3 separate regions of the Homo sapiens genome follow, and all the other regions are linked to region 2. Evidence: chromatin contacts called from ENCODE Hi-C or POLR2A ChIA-PET data. All regions are on one chromosome and are shown on one strand. Each heading gives the region's core, a stretch centred on a gene start or an enhancer-like site at or near the end of the contact. The rest is flanking DNA. Distances are from core to core; before and after follow the strand shown.

The links. Hi-C counts contacts between places; a loop is a spot of excess contacts on that map. ChIA-PET counts read pairs that join two places held with the same protein, here RNA polymerase II (POLR2A). Pooled maps may share reads with other maps.
Region 1: a map of SK-MEL-5 shows a loop between it and region 2 (4-fold over the local background). The contact joins two enhancer-like sites. A Hi-C loop is called at or near these places in 6 of 168 maps with a recorded cell type or tissue (CD4-positive, alpha-beta memory T cell, GM12878, IMR-90 and 3 more), 2 of 37 single-sample maps with no recorded cell type and 12 of 50 pooled maps. POLR2A ChIA-PET finds 5 or more read pairs at or near these places in 8 of 52 experiments (GM12878, MCF 10A, T-cell and 3 more).
Region 3: a loop to region 2 is called in a pooled map, with 2.1 times the contacts of the local background. The contact joins two enhancer-like sites. A Hi-C loop is called at or near these places in 6 of 50 pooled maps. POLR2A ChIA-PET finds 5 or more read pairs at or near these places in 6 of 52 experiments (A549, HEK293, IMR-90 and 2 more).

What each region holds. Positions count from the first base shown.
Region 1 is chr7:148,563,189-148,566,022 of GRCh38, forward strand. The region is part of intron 2 of LOC124901766 (a long non-coding RNA gene); the gene reads right to left. Among named protein-coding and RNA genes, the nearest start is that of C7orf33, 26 kb to the right of the region's middle. RefSeq lists an enhancer at 1,206-1,345. Within about 2 kb of position 1,548, at least 3 of the 41 ENCODE cell types and tissues checked have a DNase peak (open chromatin) inside an H3K27ac peak, as active enhancers do.
Region 2 is chr7:148,710,047-148,712,982 of GRCh38, forward strand. All of the region lies in intron 1 of CUL1 (cullin 1), which reads left to right. Among named protein-coding and RNA genes, the nearest start is that of CUL1, 13 kb to the left of the region's middle. Within about 2 kb of position 1,310, at least 2 of the 41 ENCODE cell types and tissues checked have a DNase peak (open chromatin) inside an H3K27ac peak, as active enhancers do.
Region 3 is chr7:148,911,938-148,914,844 of GRCh38, forward strand. No RefSeq gene overlaps it. Among named protein-coding and RNA genes, the nearest start is that of EZH2, 29 kb to the left of the region's middle. Within about 2 kb of position 1,259, at least 4 of the 41 ENCODE cell types and tissues checked have a DNase peak (open chromatin) inside an H3K27ac peak, as active enhancers do.

The sequences.
Region 1 (2,834 bases), core at 298-2,797, 150 kb before region 2:
GAGTACAGTGGCACTGATCACAGCTCACTGCAGCCTTGACCTCCCAGCCTCAATCAATCCTCCTGCCTCAGCCTCCTGAGTAGCTGAGACTACAGGCACACACCATCACATACAGCTAATTTTTGTATTTTTTGCAGAGATAGGGTTTCACCATGTTGCCCAAGCTGGTCTTGAACTCCTGGGATCTAGCAATCTACCTGCCTTGGCCCCCCAAAGTGCTGGGATCACAGGTGTCAGCCACTGTACCCAGCAGTGATTTTCTTAATATTTTATCATCTCTATCTTACTTTATTGTAAGAATATAGCATATAATACATATAATGTACAAAATATTTGTTAATCAACTGTTTATGTTATCCTTCAGGCTTCCAGTCAACAGTAAGCTATTAGTAGTTAAGTTGTGGAGGAGTCAAAACTTATGCTTGAATTTTTGACTGTGCAGGGGGAAGGGGGGTGTCAGTGCCCCTAAGCAAGAATCAACTGTATGCCCAAGAGATTCTGTTCTCCTTAACAAAACCCTGCCCTCAAGGAAAACTACCTTACCAGAGCCCAGCCCCTTTGGGTTTTACCAGAGTCTAATCAACCTGAGGGAAGGGAAATACCCAACTCCAGCCCCATCTCACCTTCCTGTCTTGCCTGAAGGGGAGAGGGAGGGCAAAGGGGTGCTGAGAAGACAACCCGGGGGCACAGGCTCACTAAAAGGCCAAGGCCTAATCCTAAAGGGATAGAACACCTCCCCTCCCCGACACCTTCCCATCACATCAGCAGGAGATTACAGCTGAAAGAATTACAAGCCTCAGACCCTATTTAGGAAAAAGTCCCAGAGGAAACCCAAAGACAATAGGAGAGACAAAAATAAGAGTATCAGAGATTATTTTAACCTCTGACATGTCCAACTAGAAGCAAACAGCAAACAGCCACTTTCTAGCCAGAGTTTCATAAAACTGAAAGTCCCAGTTCCTACCTCAGTTCCTTGTACCTGATACATCATAACTGGGTATCATCAAAAAAATTACGAGGCATGTTAAAAAGCAAAAAACACAGTCAGAAAAGACAAATCAGTCTCCCCAAGCATTCGGGGAGCAGAGTTTTTAAGGACAACTTGGTGGGTGGGAGGAAGCCAGTGAGCCAGGAGTGCTGATTGGCCAGGGATGAAATCACAGGGAGTCGAAGCTCTCTTCTTGTGCTGAGTCAGTTTCCAGGTGGGGCCACAAGATCAGATGAGTCAGTTTACCAATCTTGGTGGTGCCAGCTGATCCATCAAGTGCCGGGTCTGCAGAATATCTCAAGCACTGATCTTAGGAGCAGCTTAGGGAGGGTCAGAATCTTGTAGTCTCCAGCTGCATGACTCCTAAACCATAATTTCTAATCTTGTGGCTAATGTTAGTTCTACAAAGGCAATCTAGTCCCCAGGCAAGAAGGAGATCTGCTTTGGGAAAGGGCTGTTATCATCTTTGTCTTAAACTACAAACTAAGTTTCTCCTAAAGTTAGTTCAGCCTTTGCCCAGGAACAAACAAGGACAGCTTGGAGGTTAGAAGCAAGAGGAAGTCGATTAAGTTAGATCTCTTTCACTGTCTGAGTCATAATTTTGCAAAGGCAGTTTCAGTTTTGGAGCTATTTATGAAATGCTGATGGTTGCCAACAATGGAACAATATTCTCTTCCTATGGACTTCATGATCTAAATTGTTAAGCTTTCTCAGAGGTGGATAACAGTACGGGAGAGGCCATAATGGCATTCAATTATATTTTTTAGAAAAAAATTAGCAGTCCAAAATTAACAGAAACAAATTTTGCTTTACCAATAATAAACAACATTTCCTTTACAGAAAACATTAAAGAAATACAAATGTCAAAATATGTTCAGGTACCTTCTAACAAATTTTCAACCGTTATTAATCACAGATTAATCATAGATTGTTATCACTCTGGTTTCCCCTGCAGTTTTAAAATAAACCTTTAACTCTTCCTCCTAATTACTGGTGCTTCATGGTTTGAAAACCTGAGCCTTGAAAATGTTCCTAGAAAGCTTTTTGAGATATAATTTTTAATTACATATTTTTTATCATAAATAGAATGGTTTTGTATACATCTAGAATGTATGTGAAGACATTAAGAAGACTTAAATCATCTGTTGTTATTGACTTTTGACAATCAGACATTCCTATTCAGTTAGGTGAGCTTAGTTCTTGACTACAACCTGGTCAGCTGCATTTTTCTGCAAGAAAGAGAAACTGGATTTCACTCCACAACGCTGTCTTTCTCCTGCAGCCTGGATTATGCTGGAAAAGTCACAATAGAGTCACGATGCATAACCATAGGCCTCATGCCTCCCTTTCTTATAAGAAGGCACCAAAGTTAACTTTTCAAAAGGTTAAAAATGTAATTTATGTATAAGGTAGAGAATGAATGCATGTCAAAAAATTTTTTTTCTACCCATTAATAAGAGAACTAGCAAGATGGCAAAACTGGCTCAAGGAACATTTGAGGAAATGGATATTTATAGGTATTTGAGAAAAGAATGTTAGTGACTACTATTTTTTTTTTTTTTTTTTTAGACAGAGCTCGCTTGCCACCCAGGTTAGAGTGCAGTGGCATGATCTCAGCTCAGTGCAACCTCCACCTTCCAGGTTCAAGTAATTCTCCTGCCTCAGCCTCCGAAGTAGTGGGGATTACAGGCATGTACCACCACATCCAGCTAATTTTTTGTATTTTTAGTAAAGACAGGGTTTCACCATGTTGGCCAGGCTGGTCTCAAACTCTTGACCTTAGGTGTTCCGCCCATCTTGACCTCCCAAAGTGCTGGGATTACAGGTGTAAGCCACTGCACCCAGG
Region 2 (2,936 bases), core at 60-2,559:
ATTTCACTCCAGCCTGAGTGACAGAGTGAAACCCTGTGTCAAAAATAAATAAGTAAAATATGGGTTTAAGTTATTGTTGATGCTTTTGTGTCTCTGCCCCTTAGCAATAACCTCCAAAACCCACCACTCTTAGGGTGACAAATAAATACAAATTGTACAGACCATGAGGGAAATTGACTAGAAAATTTTGTAACTACAAAGAAAGGTGCATCTTGACTAGGGGCATTACTATAAAAAATACCAGTGGGCCGGGCGCGGTACGCCTGTAATCCCAGCACTTTGGGAGGCCAAGGCGAGCGGATCACCTGAGGTCAGGAGTTCGAGACCAGCCTGACCAACATGTAGAAACCCCGTCTCTACTAAAAATACAAAATTAGCCAGGCATGGTGGTGCATGCCTGTAATCCCAGCTACTCAGGAGGCTGAGGCAGGAGAATCGCTTGAACCCGGGAGGCGGAGGTTGTGGCGAGCCGAGATCACGCCACTACATTCCAGCCTGGGCGGACAGAGCGAGACTCCGTCTCAGAAAAAATACGAGCAAATGTAAATGTCTAGAGGCTTACTGCTGTTTCGGAATCATAAGTGAAGCTGATGCTACAGGTTTTACCACATTTTCTCCTTTTTTTTTTTTGGTTGGGGTTTCGCTGTTGTCTCCTAGGCTGGAGTGCAATGGCACGATCTCAGCTCACTGCAACCCCCGCCTTCTGGTTGGTTTTCAAGCAATTCTCCTGCGTCAGCCTCCCAAGTAGCTAGGATTAAAGGCGCCCACCACCATGCCCGGCTAATTTTTTTTGTGTGTTTTTAGTAGGGACGGGTTTCACCATGTTGGTCAGGCTGGTCTCGAACTCCTGACCTCAGGTGATCTGCCCGCCTCGGCCTCCCAAAGTACTGAGATTACAGGCAGGAGCCATCGTGCCCAGCCCACATTTTCTCCTTTATTATAGGTATGGCCAGATTGTTTTGAGACAGAGTGGGAAGCAAAATTTAAAAAGTCCCCTTCCCAAAAGAACCCTGCTTCTTATTGAATGTTGTCATCGAGTTACAGATTTTTGTGAGCTCAGAAGACATACTCAAATCATTGAGAAACTGTTTTTCCAAATTATTTATTCTTGACTGATTTAAATGTACACTTCTGTGCATATATGTTTCTCCTCATACTCTCTCCCCAGTGTCCATAATTTCGGAAAATACTAAAAAGTTCTTAGTACTTGATGTTGTAATAGCTAGTAAGGAAATTTTCAGCAAGATGCTTTTTAGCAAATGCAGCATTGAACATATGTGCAGAGAATGGGGGTGCAAATCTGACAGGTGGAACCACAGGTGCGGTGGGTGACATCACTCACTGTGAGCCTTGAGTGGTTCAGGGACCACGGGGGACATGTGTCAGGAGCATCTTACCAGAAAGAGGTGTCGCTTAACTGTGCCCAGTTCCTTCAGGAGAGCGGTTAAAGTGGTAAATTGTCTTTAAAACAAAAAACATAAAAGCCCTAAATCAAATAAAGAGCACGGTAGCGCCGTTTCTCCTTTTGAACCAGTTTGTAGTGAAACGGGAAGTGTATTTGAAAGTTTGCTCAGCTAGGGAAAATTACTGATCAGAGTTTTCGACTCAGGGTTAAATTATCTTAGTCGAAAGAAAAATAATAGAAAGGGGTGTCTTATTGATGAATAGATTCATGTTCACTTAGTGATACACTAGCTTCCAAAATCTGCTTATTGAGCAGATACTTATTCAAGGCCCCACAATCAACTGCAGGGCAAACGGTTCACCACACATGAGGGAAATTTGGAAATTAGTTGAAGAGGATTGTGGGAACTGTGAATTGAGATTGTTCATCTAAATGGGAGTTAATAGCGTTTGTGGTTGACTAAGGGCATCCTTTACGGAAGTGGACCTCACGTGCACACCTCACTGGGAGAGGGAGAGACCTGCCAGGAGGTGCACATCTGGCCTTCCACGCTTAGTGGCCTGAGGATGTTTCCCTGGGGCACCACTTCCACAGGCCCTCTAAAAGGAGGGCAGAATGGCTTGCTGTTTGTATCTTTGTATTTGTGTTAAGCTGGGTTCTGAAAATACAGTGGTGCCAAGACAGAAGAGAAACTTTTTGGATGCTGATGTGCAGTGAAAGCTCTCCAGTAGCGGCTTTTCCAAAGTCAGTGGGTTTCATACAACAGCATCCCATTCATTCACTAGCAAGAGAGCTAGGAAGTCCTGTGGAGCTGGTGTTTTAAAGTATTCTGTTAAACATGTATTTCATGGTAGAATGAAAGATTCATGTGAATTTTAAGATAGAGTGATATTTCAAGGAAAATTTAACTCTGTCACAGCTTAGGCTGGATCCCCAGGTCTGTCCCGATACAAAGGATTCCTCCACCCTGTGCTGAAAGTTACATTTTGGTGGGAATTTTAGAGAAGTGCCACCTCTGGTGTCATCAGTTATCAAAGGTATTGTGGAGTTTTCAGGTAACGTTAATTTACTTCATTTTGACTTCAAAAATAAGCATGGGTGGTTTAACATTTAAATACTATCTTAGGAATTGCATAGATATTAGAAACCCTTTATAGTAGTGTTAACATGAATAGTAGCAAATGCTTACCGTGTGTCAAGGACTCTGCTAAGCATTTTATTTTCGTAACTCACTTATTCCTCATAGCCACCTTATACAACAGGTACTACAGTATTATCTCTAGTACAGATGATGAAATACAGGCGCAGAAGTTAAGGAATCTGACCAAGCTCACACTGCCAGTGACTTGTGGAGCCAGAACTGTGAAGTTCACAGACATCCCACGCATTTCCATATTAGCTGTTTGCAATTTGTCACTGTGTACTGTCAATCAGTGCCTCTTGAATTATTTCTTTAGTAAAATATTTTTTGTGGGATAACCCAGCACCCACACAGACATAACTGGGAAAAAAAAATGCACTGAGTAATACT
Region 3 (2,907 bases), core at 9-2,508, 200 kb after region 2:
CCACTCTCTGCAGTACCCTGAGTGAGAAGGACTCCAGTGAGCCCAGTCAACCCAACAGAGACATGAGAGGTGTATTTGTTTGCTGGAGCTGCTATAACAAGGTATCACGCTGTGTGGCTTAAAACAGCACGATTTCATTGTGTTACAGTTCTAAAGGCTAACAGTCTAAAATCAAGGTGTTGGCAGGACCATGCTCTTTCTGAGGGCTCTAGGGGAGGACCCTTTTTTCGTCTGTTGCAGCTTCTGGTAGCCCCGGGCATTCCCTAGTTTGTGGCAGCATCACTCCAATCTCTGCCTCAATCTTCATGTGGCCGTCTTCTCCCTGTGTCCAAATTTCCCTCTTCTTATAATGACATCAGTCATACTGGATTAGCACCCCCACCCCCCAATGACTTCATCTTAATTTGATTACATCACAAAGACCCTATTTCCAAATAAGGTCCCCTTCACAGATACAGTAGTGGAGGTCAGGGCCTCAACATGTCGTTTTGGGGGATACAATTCAATCTATAATGAGAGATCATGGTATAATGAATTGTTGTCTCTCCATTTTGGAGAAGTTCATGATGTAACAGAAGAAGCCAGTACACTGGCTGACATTCCTCCAGTGCATACCTGGTCATGCCAGGGACACAAGCTGGATGTCTAAGGGTGCTTAAATCATAGCTGCCAGTCTATGATTTAAAAGTGCAGGTTACTGAAACATATTGCTCAGAAGTTTGCGTGACTTGGTTTTCATATAGAGTTGTGTGTTGTTTTTTTTTTATAAGGTGTTCTGTTCATTAATCTCTGTGTAATTTTTTTTTTAATTCAAGATCTTTACTCTAAACCTGTTCTCTATAAAGAGCAATGGCCGGGAGTCAGAGGATGTGTGTCTGTCCCTGACTAACTGCATGATCTCAGGCAAATCCAAGTCTCTCTCGGGATTAGCTTCGTTCATTCAGCACCTTTTTACTAGAATCCTGAAATACGTTTGAGGTGAAACGGGATTTAGGGGTTCATACAGCCCAGCCCCTAACTTTACAGATCAGGAAGCTGAGCCCTGGGGAAGTTAAGGGGCCTGCCTGGTCCTCAACCGGTTGTATTCTGATAGTATTCACCTGTAAAATGTGTTTGGAACACAGTTTCTCAAAGGTTCTTTCCAATTGTTAAACTGAATTTGATTCTTAAACTGTGGATCTGTATTTTACCCATTTCAAATTAAAAGAAAGATACTACATTCGATTCAGCTGAATGCATTTCTGAGGCTCAGAAATTATGACTGCAAAATCATGTCACCACAATTTCCTTTACTTTGATGCTTATGAATTAGGAAGCCAGTGAATAGAAAGTTTCATCAAACCATCAAAAGCTAAAATGATTTATTTCTGTACTTTCAGTGTTCATGACTTTGAAGGTTCTGTTTTTACTAATCTTAGCAATGTCTTCATACTTTTAAAAGCCCCCAAAATACCTGGTTATGGCAAAGTTGAGTCACAGGGCTCATGTGCAATAAAGCTCAGCCCTGGAAAGTGTACCCATGCCTGGTTTAATAGCAAAAGGTAATATGAGACTAACATACCAAAAAAGGGTGAGTGTTCACTCGTAAGTCATCTCCTGTGAAATAGGAAGAAATCTTAAATGTCGTTTGGATATGTGTTGGGGTTGTTTCTTTGAAACATACATCTGATTCGTTCTCCAATTATGCCTGGTCCCAGAGTCTAAGGCTTTAACAATCTGCAGGAACATTTATGTGAATGAATTGCTTTTAGAAATGAAAGGCACATTGTATAAGATATAAGATAGTGACATAAGCATGTGCGGGGTAAAAAGACATTTTTATAGTGTATCATGGGAAGTCTTGGATAACTGGGATTAACATGCAGGGTTTAAGACCGTTATGTTCTGCCATGGTAGCAAAACCTGATAATACGAATTAAAATGAACAATCGTAAAATGCAAACATGTTTGCCACATAATCAGGGCGTAAGATCAATCATGTTGGCTCTGCTTGTTGAGTATCTGTGTCAGGAGCCCACATGGAAACAGAAAGGAATGATTCTTTGTTCCTGGGCAGAGGAATAGCTTCTGCCACTCTGTTCCCAAATCTTTGTTAAATTATTTGTTGATGGTTCATCTCCTCGTCTAGGCTGTGAGTGTCTGTGGGAGAGAAACTGTCTTAATTCTCTTCATTATCAGGGCCTGCCTGCACCTTGTGTACTAAAGGTGGCCAAGAGCCATATCTCCAGGCCCTGCCTGGCAGCAGAAGCAGTGGCGGGACTGCGATGGGAGAGGTGGCTGCAATCCTGGGGGGCTTGAGACAGACAGATTCTGCCCCCAGAAAGCTACCGGTAGTTAACAGGTGTGTTCTGTAGCCATACCTCTCCCCACCCAGCCCTGTCTTCGGTGCAATGCCGTTCATGCCTCGGTGCTGTCCAGGGAAGCTCTGGCCTCAGTGGCTGCAAGTCCTCAGCTTCCCGCAGCCTCCCCCGCAGCACCTGCTGCGGACTCAGACAAACCAAGAGCACTGAGTTTTCGGAGATTGAGAGCATGACTCACACATTCCAATTATGACACAGAGGGAAGTATTCTCAAGAAAGAGAGCTAGGGAAGTAAAGACTTTATTGGGCCCCTGTTTGGGCACACTACCATGTGGCCCCCTCTGGTGCCACCTGCCAAGGGCCTTTCCCCGCTGATGGGAGGGTCTGCCCCTGGCCTTGCCCAGGCATTTCTGCACCTCCTCCACTGAGGCCAGCATTCCAGCTGGGCCCACAGCCACCCTTCACCCCTCTCCCAGTTCCTAGAACAGGAACACGCTGTTGTGGTTCCCTGCAGCAAGTCAGGTGCCAGGTGCATGGGCCCCACTGCTCCGGGTCTGGACAGGAAGGCAAGGACCAGCTGGACAGTTACTTTTTAAGGTGAAGGTGG